Linked DNA regions of Mus musculus: region 2 is linked to region 1. A link is a contact called in ENCODE Hi-C data. All regions are on one chromosome and are shown on one strand. The core of a region is the stretch at or near the end of the contact, and the rest is flanking DNA. Distances in the headings are between cores, read along the strand shown.

The links. Hi-C counts contacts between places; a loop is a spot of excess contacts on that map.
Region 2: a loop to region 1 is called in a map of T-helper 1 cell, with 2.7 times the contacts of the local background. The contact joins the enhancer-like site here to the promoter of Ltn1 in region 1. A Hi-C loop is called at or near these places in 1 of 37 maps with a recorded cell type or tissue (T-helper 1 cell).

Annotation. Positions count from the first base shown.
Region 1 is chr16:87,430,470-87,436,064 of GRCm38, forward strand. It overlaps Ltn1 (listerin E3 ubiquitin protein ligase 1), which reads right to left and starts at 2,137. Exons shown (of 30, transcript NM_001081068.1): 1 at 1,957-2,137. The coding sequence starts at 1,998. It overlaps Rwdd2b (RWD domain containing 2B), which reads right to left. Exons shown (of 5, transcript NM_016924.2): 5 at 2,862-4,157. The coding sequence ends at 3,923.
Region 2 is chr16:87,715,853-87,721,161 of GRCm38, forward strand. It overlaps Bach1 (BTB and CNC homology 1, basic leucine zipper transcription factor 1), which reads left to right. Exons shown (of 5, transcript NM_007520.2): 3 at 2,955-4,298. Among named protein-coding and RNA genes, the nearest start is that of Bach1, 20 kb to the left of the region's middle. Within about 2 kb of position 4,005, at least 1 of the 3 ENCODE cell types and tissues checked has a DNase peak (open chromatin) inside an H3K27ac peak, as active enhancers do.

The sequences.
Region 1 (5,595 bases), core at 887-3,386:
CTACACAAATTTAAGCAAGTAAACTTCTCTAAACTTCAGTTAGATCACCCTTCAAATGAGGTAAGAGCAATCATTTCACTCTTTGTCATTTGCGATACCAACAGTAACTCTGAAGTACTGCAGGAAGAATTTAATCCCAGCAGGGTGTGAAAATCTTTAGGGGTAAGTATGTCTAACCACAGACTGCAACACCACATATTTCTTATTATCCAATGGAAAAAGATAACTTTACAATGCTCAACACTAAGCAAATGCCACTGAGAAAGGAAAAAATAAAACAAAAACAAAACAAAACAAAAAAGAATAATAAAGGGGGGGAAGGCACCCTGGTCTACAGAGCTGGCTAGTTCCAGAACAGAGAAACACTGTCTTAAAGGGGAAAAAAAAGTATTGTACACTTCTGGAATGATATACTGAAAATGTTATCATACAAAGCATGGTCAAAAATGGCTTAGCTGGAATCAATAGAAGGAAACAATTAGATGAGACTAAACAAAGCCAACCAATGGCCAACTCTTCCTGGTCATTATGACATAAAAAACACGCTCATTTAGGATGTATGAAATGGAAAACTGTCTAAATCAAAAGACTTCAAAGTATAAGTTGTTTTTATGTGTCTTTTAATGTATTCCCTGCCAAAGGGAACAAGTGATACTTGACTGAGTCATAAATGCTTTGAAAATGTTATTATCTAAAAACAACTTTAAGTCAGTCCTGGTGGTGCATGCCTTTAATCCCAGCACTGTAGAGACAGAGGCAGGCACATCTGTGAACGACTTCCAGGACAGGTGAGCTACAAAGAGAAACTGCCTTGATAAACCAAAATCAAAATAAAATAAAAACAGAATTAAATCTATAAAAGTTAGTAGAAATACAAATTGTAAGTCTACATGTTATATTTGTGTACTCCACCATGGTTAAAGTTTCACATGTTATATGAAGAATGACACTGTTTTTAGAATACATAAGGTAGAGAACTTGGGTGTTAAATACTGAGATCAACTCTCCTAAGGGTCAGCAAAATTTATAAATTAAGAGATGAGGGACTGGAAGGATGGCTCAGTGGTTAAGAGCACTGACTGTTCTTCCAAAGGTCCAGAGTTCAAATCTCAGCAACCACATGATGGCTCACAACCATCTGTAACAAAATTTAACTCCCTCTTCCGGGGTGTCTGAAGACAGCTACAGTGTACTCACATATAATAAATAAATAAATCTAAAAAAAAAATGGTGGAACAGGTCTATAAAAGCGAACTGTGTGTGTGTGTGTGTGTGTGTGTGTGTGTGTGTATGTGTGTGTGATCCATCAGGATAAAGGCTGCAGAGAAACACCTGCCTTTAAGATACTTTCAAAGCGCCAGGTGGTGGTGGCACACGCTTTTAATCCCAGCACTTGGGAGGCAGAGGCAGGAGAATTTCTGAGTTCCAGGCCAGCCTGGTCTACAGAATGAGTTCCAGGACAGCCAGGGCTATACAGGATGCATTAAGGTATCTAGAGCCACCTAACATATGGCCATCCGAAGCCTGCCAGGCCAGCCAAGTTCGTGGCAAGTTCAGGGTGGCCAGAGTGAAGCAGGAAAAGCGAGGTAAGCTTGAGACCAGAGACCCAACGGGTGACACCGACCTGACACCGGGCATACCACCGACGGGCTCGGGCCTTGGCAAGGAGGGACTGAGCGAGTGAAGCCCACGCTTGCTTCTTCCCTCCCACAGCTCCTACACAAGCTCGGCCACCCACGAGGGCCGCCCGGGTGCTCACTGTCACCGTTTCCCGATGACACCTCCCTCCCTGGGCGCGCTCCGTTTCCCAGATCCGGCGTGAAACGTCGTTTGGGTCCCAACTCCTCGACTTGTCCACCCGCGGGGACGCACACACCGGGAGGTCACACTCTTCCCTCACGGCCCTCTGGACACCCGGGCCGCAGGCCGCGGGGCTACCATCACCACAGGACTCACCCTGAGGTTCCCCTTAGTCCGCTGCTTGTTCTTCCCGCCCATGGTGGCGGTGGCAGCCCGGCTCTCAGTCTGCAGAGCCGAAGTTGACACGGGCGGGCCACAACTTCCGGTCCCTCGCGCCGGAAGGGGATTCACTGTAGCCACTTCCCCCTCGCCCTCCCAGCCTTTCGGCTTCCTACTTCCGCTCCCGCCTCCCTGTCAGGACTCTGACCATCCGCTGCCTGAAACGTAACAAAGAAGGCCACGCCTGCCTGAGTGGCGTCACTGCTGACCAATAAGAAACCAGCGTTGAGCCCGTGGCGCCAAACCTGTCCGAGATATTTGTAGTGGAGAGATTTCCTTCCTAGTGTGTAGGAATTTGCTCTTCCAGAGGTCCTGAGTTCGATTCCCAGCAACCACATGGTAGCTCACAACCATCTGCAATGGGATCTGACGCCCTTTTCTGGTGTGTCTGAAGAAAGCTACAGTGTACTCATATAAATAAAATAAATCTTTAAAAATAAAATGAAATAATAAAAGCAGAGGAGTTGGGGCGACTAACTTGGTAGAGTGCTTTCCTGGCATTCCTGAAGGCTGAGTTTGATTCCCTACATTGAGCAAACCAGGTCTGCTGGCACACCCTCCCAATACCAGCACTGAAGACACAGAGAAGAGGAGAATCACAAATTTAAGGTCAGCTTTGCACACTTAAAGTTCAAGGGCAGCCTGGGATATATGAAAATCTATCTCGAAATAGGAAATAAAAAGAAAAAAGAATCATCAGGTCACATAGGCATGAGACACTGTCTTAAAGAAACAACAAGAAACCATTTGAGCTCTACTCATGCCCCAGTCTTCAGCGATGCAAGGCCAGATAGGGGCCAAATCTAAACACATGCAATTTGAAATGAACCACAAACACCAATGAGGAAGGCTTTATACTGTTTGTACTTTAAAAGACAGGGTAGTTTCAAACTTCTGACTACTGATAACAAGCACAGATTGTTTAAAATTTCATTTTATTTCAAAGGTCTGGAGACAGGCTGGGATTAACATTGGGTCCGCATGTGGCAAGGTGTCTTGTACAATGACATCTCTGAGATAGCTTGGCCCTTTCTCTTGCCATCACTTCAGGGGCCATGGCAGAAAGAGAAGAGAGGCAAATTCATCCCCAGAAATCCTGCACTGTAACCTACAGCCCAATGCAGCTGCAAGAGAGGCCAGGAGGGTGAACAGGCAGCTTTTCCAGGTTCCTAGTGAAGGCAGAAGAGTGTGGGAAATCCCTAGCAAGTCGAACCATCAAAATTACCTTCACATATAATTTGTCTTTCAAGTTTCATGAGACAGAGCCTCGTGTAGCCCAGCTGGCCTTCAACTTCCCATCCTCCTGCCTCTACTTCCCAAGTGCTGGGATTATAAGCATGTGCCTTCAGATCCAGCTCACGTCAAGAAATTTCCACCAAGCTGTAGAGATGGCTCAGAGGTTAAAAGGGTGCACTGCTCTTGCAGAGGACCCAAGTTTGGCTCCCAGCACCCACACCGGGTACCTCACAACCTCCTGTAACTCCAGCTCCAGGGGATCTGATACCCCAAATATATTTACATGTTTATGTTCATGCATGCACCCTTGGAGGACAGAGTACATCAAATGCCCTGAAGTAAAGACATATAGGTAGTTATGAGCTCCCTGCCAGGGGTGCTGGGAACTGAACTTAGGTCCTTGGCACTAGCAGCATATGCTCTTAACTTCTGAGTCATTTCTCCACCCTTCTCACTTAGTAATTTAAAGCTTACAAGTCGAAACCCAGTTTTTCTCTCAGGCATGGCAAGTTTTAACTGATACATTTCAGCCATATTAATTTTCTTCTTGTGACCCCAACCCTAGTACATCCTAGAATGGAGCTGAAATTGAATTTCAAGGAAAAACAGGAAGAAATGATCAACAGAGGAACAGTGAGCCAACAGGTCTGACTTCCCCTCTGCTCAGTCACTGTCCTTCTACACCAAAGAACATCTGGAAAACATCCCCACATCCCCTGGCATTTAAGAACTGATACAGCTGGCCAAAGTCCATGTGGTTTCCTCTGGCTCCGTGGACACTGAAGGCCTTTTCTTCAAGAATGGGAAATTTCCGCTGTCCTTCCATTCCGCCGGCTGTACCGTCAAGAGGAATGTCTTCTCGATGACGAATTAAAATCCTCTTCCAGTTTAGTTTTCTGAGTCTGAAACATAGTTTTTCAGAGTAGAAAATTTCAAAACATATTTTGTACAGAAGTGAGCTAGAATCTGTAAGACAGACTTATCAGAGTTGGTAGTGAGGGCACACGCATTAACCCCAGGACATGGGAGGCAGAATTCAGATCTCTGTGAATTGGAGACCAGCCTGGTCTGCATAAAGTGTTCTACACCGGCCAAGGCTATATAGTGATATCCTGTCTCAAAAACCAAACAACAAAGGATTACTTGCCAGTGTGTGTTCCTGTAAGCACGGAGATACTCTCACAGGGGCTTACTTTCCTCAAATGGTTCTCATTACACCTGAACACGCACTGATGGTCACCATTACTATCTTCCATTAGAATGGGACTTTTGATTTTAATAATCATTTATTTTGGGGAGAGTGTCACGTGAATCTCAGGCTGGCTTCTGTCTTGGCTTGTAGCCAAAGGTGGCACTGAACTCTGGATCTTATCCTTTCTGCCTTCAAAGGGCCAAGATTACTGGTGTACCTCCCTGCCTGGTATACGTGGTACTGAGGACAGAACCCAACGCCTTGTGCATGCCAGGCAAGCACTCTTCCAGTAAGCTACAAACTCAGCGACTGCTGCCAATATTTTATAACTGTACAAACTGCTGACCCTTGAACTAGTTAAGGAACGTCTCAGAAACTGAGGAGAGAAGTAAGATTGCTGGCTTTGCTAATGCTCACAAGTAATCTCCATTTCCACAAGTCGAAAGTTGATCATAGTCATTAGATAAGGGAAGGGCAGATTCACGAAAACTGGCAGGTCCAAGACAGCTTGGAGGGTGTGGGATGGTGAGCTGTGCACAGACAGCCTGGTCCCCTGCTGAGCACAGGCCTTGAACCCGGGTGACCCCAGGGACAACAGGTGTTTGGCCACTGGCTCCTGTTGCAGCCACAGACTCCCAACCTCCCCTCCCCTGCAGAGAGGTATGTGGCCATCAGTCATGTAGGCAATGCCCCAAGTTCCTGGTATTCTGTGTGGACTCCAGCTCCACAGTTACCTGGCAACAGCTAGGTAGGCCCCGCCCACTATAAAAGGGGCTGCTTGCCCCCTCCTCCCTCTCTGACTCTCTTTCTCTTACTCCTGCTTCCCACTTGTCCCCTCTCTCCCTATCCCCTTCCCCCTTCTCTCCACATGGCCATGGCCAGCCTCTACTTCCCTACTCGTTCCCTCTCTCTGCCTTTCTACAATAAACGCCTTAAAACCATGGACTGCCTCTTCCCATCGGGACTCACTGTGCTGGAGCAATGGAGCAGGTCTTCCACTAAAGGGCCAGCATCTAACCTCCCGCCCGGGAGACCTCCCTGCATTCTCCACCACGGCTTCCACCAACCCAAGAGCCGCTGCACAAGACAAGGACTCTCGTCCCTGTGAGAATCTGCCAGAGCTCTCTCCTCCCGTCCTTTTTTCCCTT
Region 2 (5,309 bases), core at 2,755-5,254, 290 kb after region 1:
AAGCACCTGGAGAGGTTCTGGCTTAGGGAGTGCTGGCTGTGTGATTGAAGGTCAGCACACCGGTTCAGGACGTGTGCGCTCTCTCTCCTGAGACATCTCCCATGAGAACAGGCGCTCCGGAAGTGGGTGTCTCCTTGTTTTCTTTTTCTTTTTCCTTAACCTTGTCTGTGCTTCAGGGTGAAAGAAGTGATATGTTGCCTTGGCCAGTGCGATGGCTTAGCAGGTCAAGGCACTCGCTACCAAGCTGTCGTGTCGGCCTGGGTTTAATTTCCTGGACCCACATGGTGGGAGGAGAGGGGCGAACCCTGCGAATGGTCCTCTGACCTCCATGCACGCTGGCATATACTCTTCCACATCCCCCTCCCAATAAAGAAAGGTTAAAAATAACAAGTCATTTGTTGTCTTACTGTGGAGTCCTGTTTTACACACGTATGTCCGTCCTGCCGGTGTAACTCAAGCTTATAAATATTATTGTCTCTGCCATTGTCCTAGCTTCAGGGGGCTTGTCTGAGGTGGGGGAGGGCTGCCTGCACTATGCTTCCTGGCTCTGTTTACTGGCATGTGTGCTTTGGCAGTCACTGCCATTAGCGTATTTTGACAGTGGACACAGTTGTAAGGGGAGGAAGAGGAGGAAGTGTGTAGGACGAGTTGTCTATGACGTATCATGCAGACGTTCCCCGTTGGGCATAATTGGATGACCTCCAAACTAACCCGCAGGCAGGGGAGCTTGTCCTGGTGCTGCATCTGTGCGGCTCTGGCTGTAGTGTTGAGGTGTGAGTCAGGGGTGCCTTAGCATTGCTTTTACAAAGGGACACGAGTCACAGTCAGAGTCTTCCTACAGGTCATACTTCCGGCTCTTTAAGGAGGTTCTACAGGGAGAGCAAAGTTTGTGTAATGGATTTTTGAGAGAAGGTGTATATATTTATATACATGGGTATGTATAATGTGTATATTTGGATGTTTCACATTCATTCTGACAAAGTATGTCACATGTTTTCAAATATTTTAATTGTTTCATCACAGTGACAGATTGCAAAGACTGCATATACTATTTAATAGTTTAGCATATTTTGGAAAATCCTTACGGAAATTCTTATTAGGATTATTATAAATCCGGTGCAGTTGCAAAGAGTAATTCAGAGTTTCCTCTTAGTCTTTGCTCCGTGTTCTATGGCTAACATGTTGGAAAAGTAATTATGTTCCCACAGGAATGTTGCTGTGGACACAGTACATGCCTGGCAGTCAGACGTCTGTCCTGTGTCTGTCCTGCATTCATTAGGTTCTGTAGAGTGAGCTCTGGGACAGCCAGTTAGGATCTAGAGTAGTTGAGCACCCAAGTGGGTGTGTACTCCTTACACTAATTCCTCCCCACGCCTGGCCCGGGATTCCTTTCCCCCTTCTGGCTTTAGATGCTGGCAGGCACGGATCTGTCCTCCTCTTGTGAAGTTTGACCCTTTCCCAGCGGGTGTGTAGGTGGGACTGTGCAGTGTTATGTGCCCCTCTTGGCTTGCCTGTCCTCACTTAGGGTCCTTCCCTTGATATTATCCAAGTTTCATGTGTCAACAGCTCATTCTGTGTTGCTGATAAGTATAGTACACTAGTTATGTCTTAATTCCTCTTTTTAGACCCTTTTACACATTGAAGGAACTTAGTTTCAGTTTTTATCTGCTACAGATAAAAGTTGGTATAGGATTTTTTTTGGTCAAGGTCTCATTTATTAGGGCTAAAGAACTAGAAGTGAATTTCTGGTCATATAAGGAGGTTGCATATTTAGATTCATAAGAAATGATCAAATGACTGAAATGGGTGTCCATTGGACATTCCCACGAGCATTGGGGATGATCCATTTTTTTCTTCTTAAAGAATTTGGTGGTATGTGTTTTATTGTAGCTGTTCCTAGCTAAATGCTGTAAGGTTAGCATGTTTTAGCAAGTCTTAGTATTTTGGGGCAGTTTGATAGTAACTCAAAAAAGTTCTAGAGTAATTTACATATTTAACTGTGAGGGTGAGTGTTTCTGTTGTTTTCAGGCTCTTTCCACCCCAGCTTGGTACATGCCGACTCAGTATAAAGGCACAGATATCTGCATAGCAAGGGTTCTGCTGCTCGGGGCCTGGAGAGGGAGTTCTAGAACCTTAGCACTCTGGATCATTAAAAAAGTTACTATTGGATATATTTGGCATAAGACAGTACTTCCTTTTTTTTTTAAAGATTTGTTTTATTTTTATTATTTTTTTAGCTATATGTTTATGTGCATACGTGTGTCTGTCTGTATGATGGGCATGCAGGTGCCAGCGCAGGCAGCCAGTCTCCCAGAGGAGGAGTTAGAGCCCTAGTGAGTCTTTCTATGTGGGGGCTGGAATCAAACTCAGACGTTAAGAGCTGCTAGTGCCTGTGATCTCTGAGCTGTCTCTCCAGCAGCTCTTTTAATTCTTAAAAGTTCTCCTCTACAGTTCATTCTTGTTCACAAGATGAATTGTTTCGACACGGAGGAATCATGGTAGTGTCTTAAGGAGTAACATGTATGGATGGAATATTACAAGGTTGGAGGCTTAGTCCTGTTGAGTAGGGCTTGTACTCTGCTTAACCTGGTGCCCCTTAGTTTTGCATTTCCTAGAGCAGTGAGCGGCTCTCAGCCTTCCTGATGCTGTGACCCTTTAATACAGTTCCTCCCGCTGTGGTGACCCCAACCATGAAACTGTTTTTGTTGCTACTTCATAACTGTATGTAATCTTGCTACTTTTATGAATTGTAAGTGTCTGATAGGCAGGATATCTGATATGTGACCCCTGTGAAAAGGTCGTTCGATGTCCTAGAGGGCTATCTCTTCTAACAGAATTAAAGTGCCTATCGTTTGGTGATCTCAGATCAGTTTGCCCTTTCCTTGTTGCTCTTCTGTCTCCCCGACCAGACAGCTGCTGAGCCGTGTGTTGATTTTTATCTTGTGTATTAACAGGTAACGGTTAAAGGATTTGAACCTTTAATTCAGTTTGCCTACACTGCCAAACTCATTTTAAGTAAAGACAATGTTGACGAAGTGTGCAGGTGTGTGGAGTTTCTAAGCGTACACAATATCGAGGAATCCTGCTTCCAGTTTCTCAAGTTTAAGTTTTTGGACTCCACTTCAGAGCAGCAGGAATGCGCAAGAAAAAAATGCTTCTCCTCACACTGTCAGAAAGCAGATTTTAAATTTTCATTTTCAGAACAGAAAGATCTCGAAATCGATGAAGCAGATGAATTCTTGGAAAAGAAACGTGTTCAGACGCCTCAGTGTGACTCCCGCAGGTGTCAGGGCAGTGTAAAAGCATCCCCCCCTCTCCAGGACAGTGTCAGTCAGGCGTGCCAGTCCCTGTGCACGGACAAGGATGGAGCCCTGGCATTGCCATCTCTATGCCCCAAATACAGAAAGTTCCAGAAAGCGTTTGGAACTGACAAGATCCGAACTCTAGAATCCGGTGTCAGAGATGTCCACACTGCCTCTGTCCAGCCAAATGAGACCTCTGAACTTGAGTGTTTTGGGGGAGCGCAGGGCTGTGCAGATTTACACGTGATTTTAAAATGTGAAGGAATGAAGGCAGCCATGGAGAGTGAAGACACAGAGGGCCAGGATCCCTCCCCTCAGTGCCCTGCAGAGCAGCCCCAAGGGACACCCTTGCCTCAGGATTCTGCAGGACCTCACGGGCTCTACTCCTTGTCAGCCTTACACACATATGAGCAGTCAGGTGACGTGGCCTTTGCTGGGGTGCAGAGTAAAACCGTGAAGACAGAAAAGCCTCTGTCGAGGCCAGATGCCCAGGACGAGAAGCCATCGGAAAATCAGGATTTATATCTGAAGTCTAGCATGGGCCCTAAAGAAGACAGCAGCAGCCTTGCATCTGAGGATCGGAGTAGTGTGGAGCGAGAGGTGGCAGAGCACCTGGCCAAAGGCTTCTGGAGTGACATTTGCAGCACGGACTCGCCTTGCCAAATGCAGTTGTCGCCCACTGTGGCCAAAGACGGCCCAGAACAGGGCTACTCGCAAAGGCGATCTGAGTGTCCCTGGTTGGGTATCAGGATCAGTGAGAGCCCCGAGCCAGGCCAGCGGACTTTCACAACTCTCAGTTCCGTCAACTGCCCTTTTATCAGTACTCTGAGTTCCGAAGGCTGCTCAAGCAACTTGGAAATTGGAAACTACGATTATGTCTCGGAGCCTCAGCAGGAGCCTTGCCCGTATGCTTGTGTGATTAGCCTGGGAGATGACTCTGAGACGGACACGGAAGGTGACAGCGAGTCCTGTTCTGCCAGGGAGCAGGACTGTGAGGTAAGTGGACGTGTGCGCTCACTGTTCACACAGCCCGTTCATGGGAGATGCAGGGGGTTGGGGGAGCGAGGGAGGAAGGGAGAGACCATGTGATAAGCTCCGGCTGGGTGAGATGGAGTGTGTGCATGCATCACACATTGCTGTGTGTATTAATCATGGGGGAGAACACAACATAGGCTTGAGTAACTTGTAATCACATGTTCCAGTAGGGAGAAGGGACAGCAAGCTTTTCATCTGTGGTTAATGGTAACTTTTAAAGGAGACTGTCATTTAGTCTGTAGTGCCTGTAGCCCCCAGGTTATCAAACCTGAGCCCAGTCTGATATGTGAGCCGTGGCTGGCTGTGAATAGCTGCATGATTGTGGTGTGCAGGAAAGCTTTCTCAGAATTAATTTTCAAAGCTATTGATTTTATTTATTGTTTTGGTTTTCTTTAGCCATTTTAAGTATTTGTTTAATAGATATCTTAATAATTTAGCATGAGTTACTTGTGGCTACTGACTTATATTAACCACAGCAAGCTTGCTCTGTGCATTCAGTGTGTAGAGGTTTGTACAAATGCTTGCTTCCTGTAAGATGATTCAGTAGAGAGTAGGGATCCGTGTCTTAGAAATAAGGATTCTTTCGTTTTCAAGTCAGTTTTCTTTTTACAGTGGCCATTCTCACTTTGCTTCTCTAATTTTCAGCCATACTCTTTGTCCTTTTTATGTGTGTTTTACTTGCCTTTTTTTTTTTTTTTTTTTTTTTTTTTTTAGTGTCCTAAGTGCACTGTATTAGTGGCGTTGTATTCGCGTGGTGCATCTCTATAACTTGCTTTTGTAATTCAAACTCTAAGAACACCCGTGCCCCACCCCACCTCCCTCTTCTGTCGCTGTTGGTTTGACCGTTTTAGTTATCACCTGTAATGGGTAAGATAATGTAGGGTTCACCCCGTGGAATTTGGTTGATTTTTTTGGCCCGGTGGAATGCTCTTCAGACCGCAGCTTTCCTTTTCCGTAAGGCTGACCTGAGTT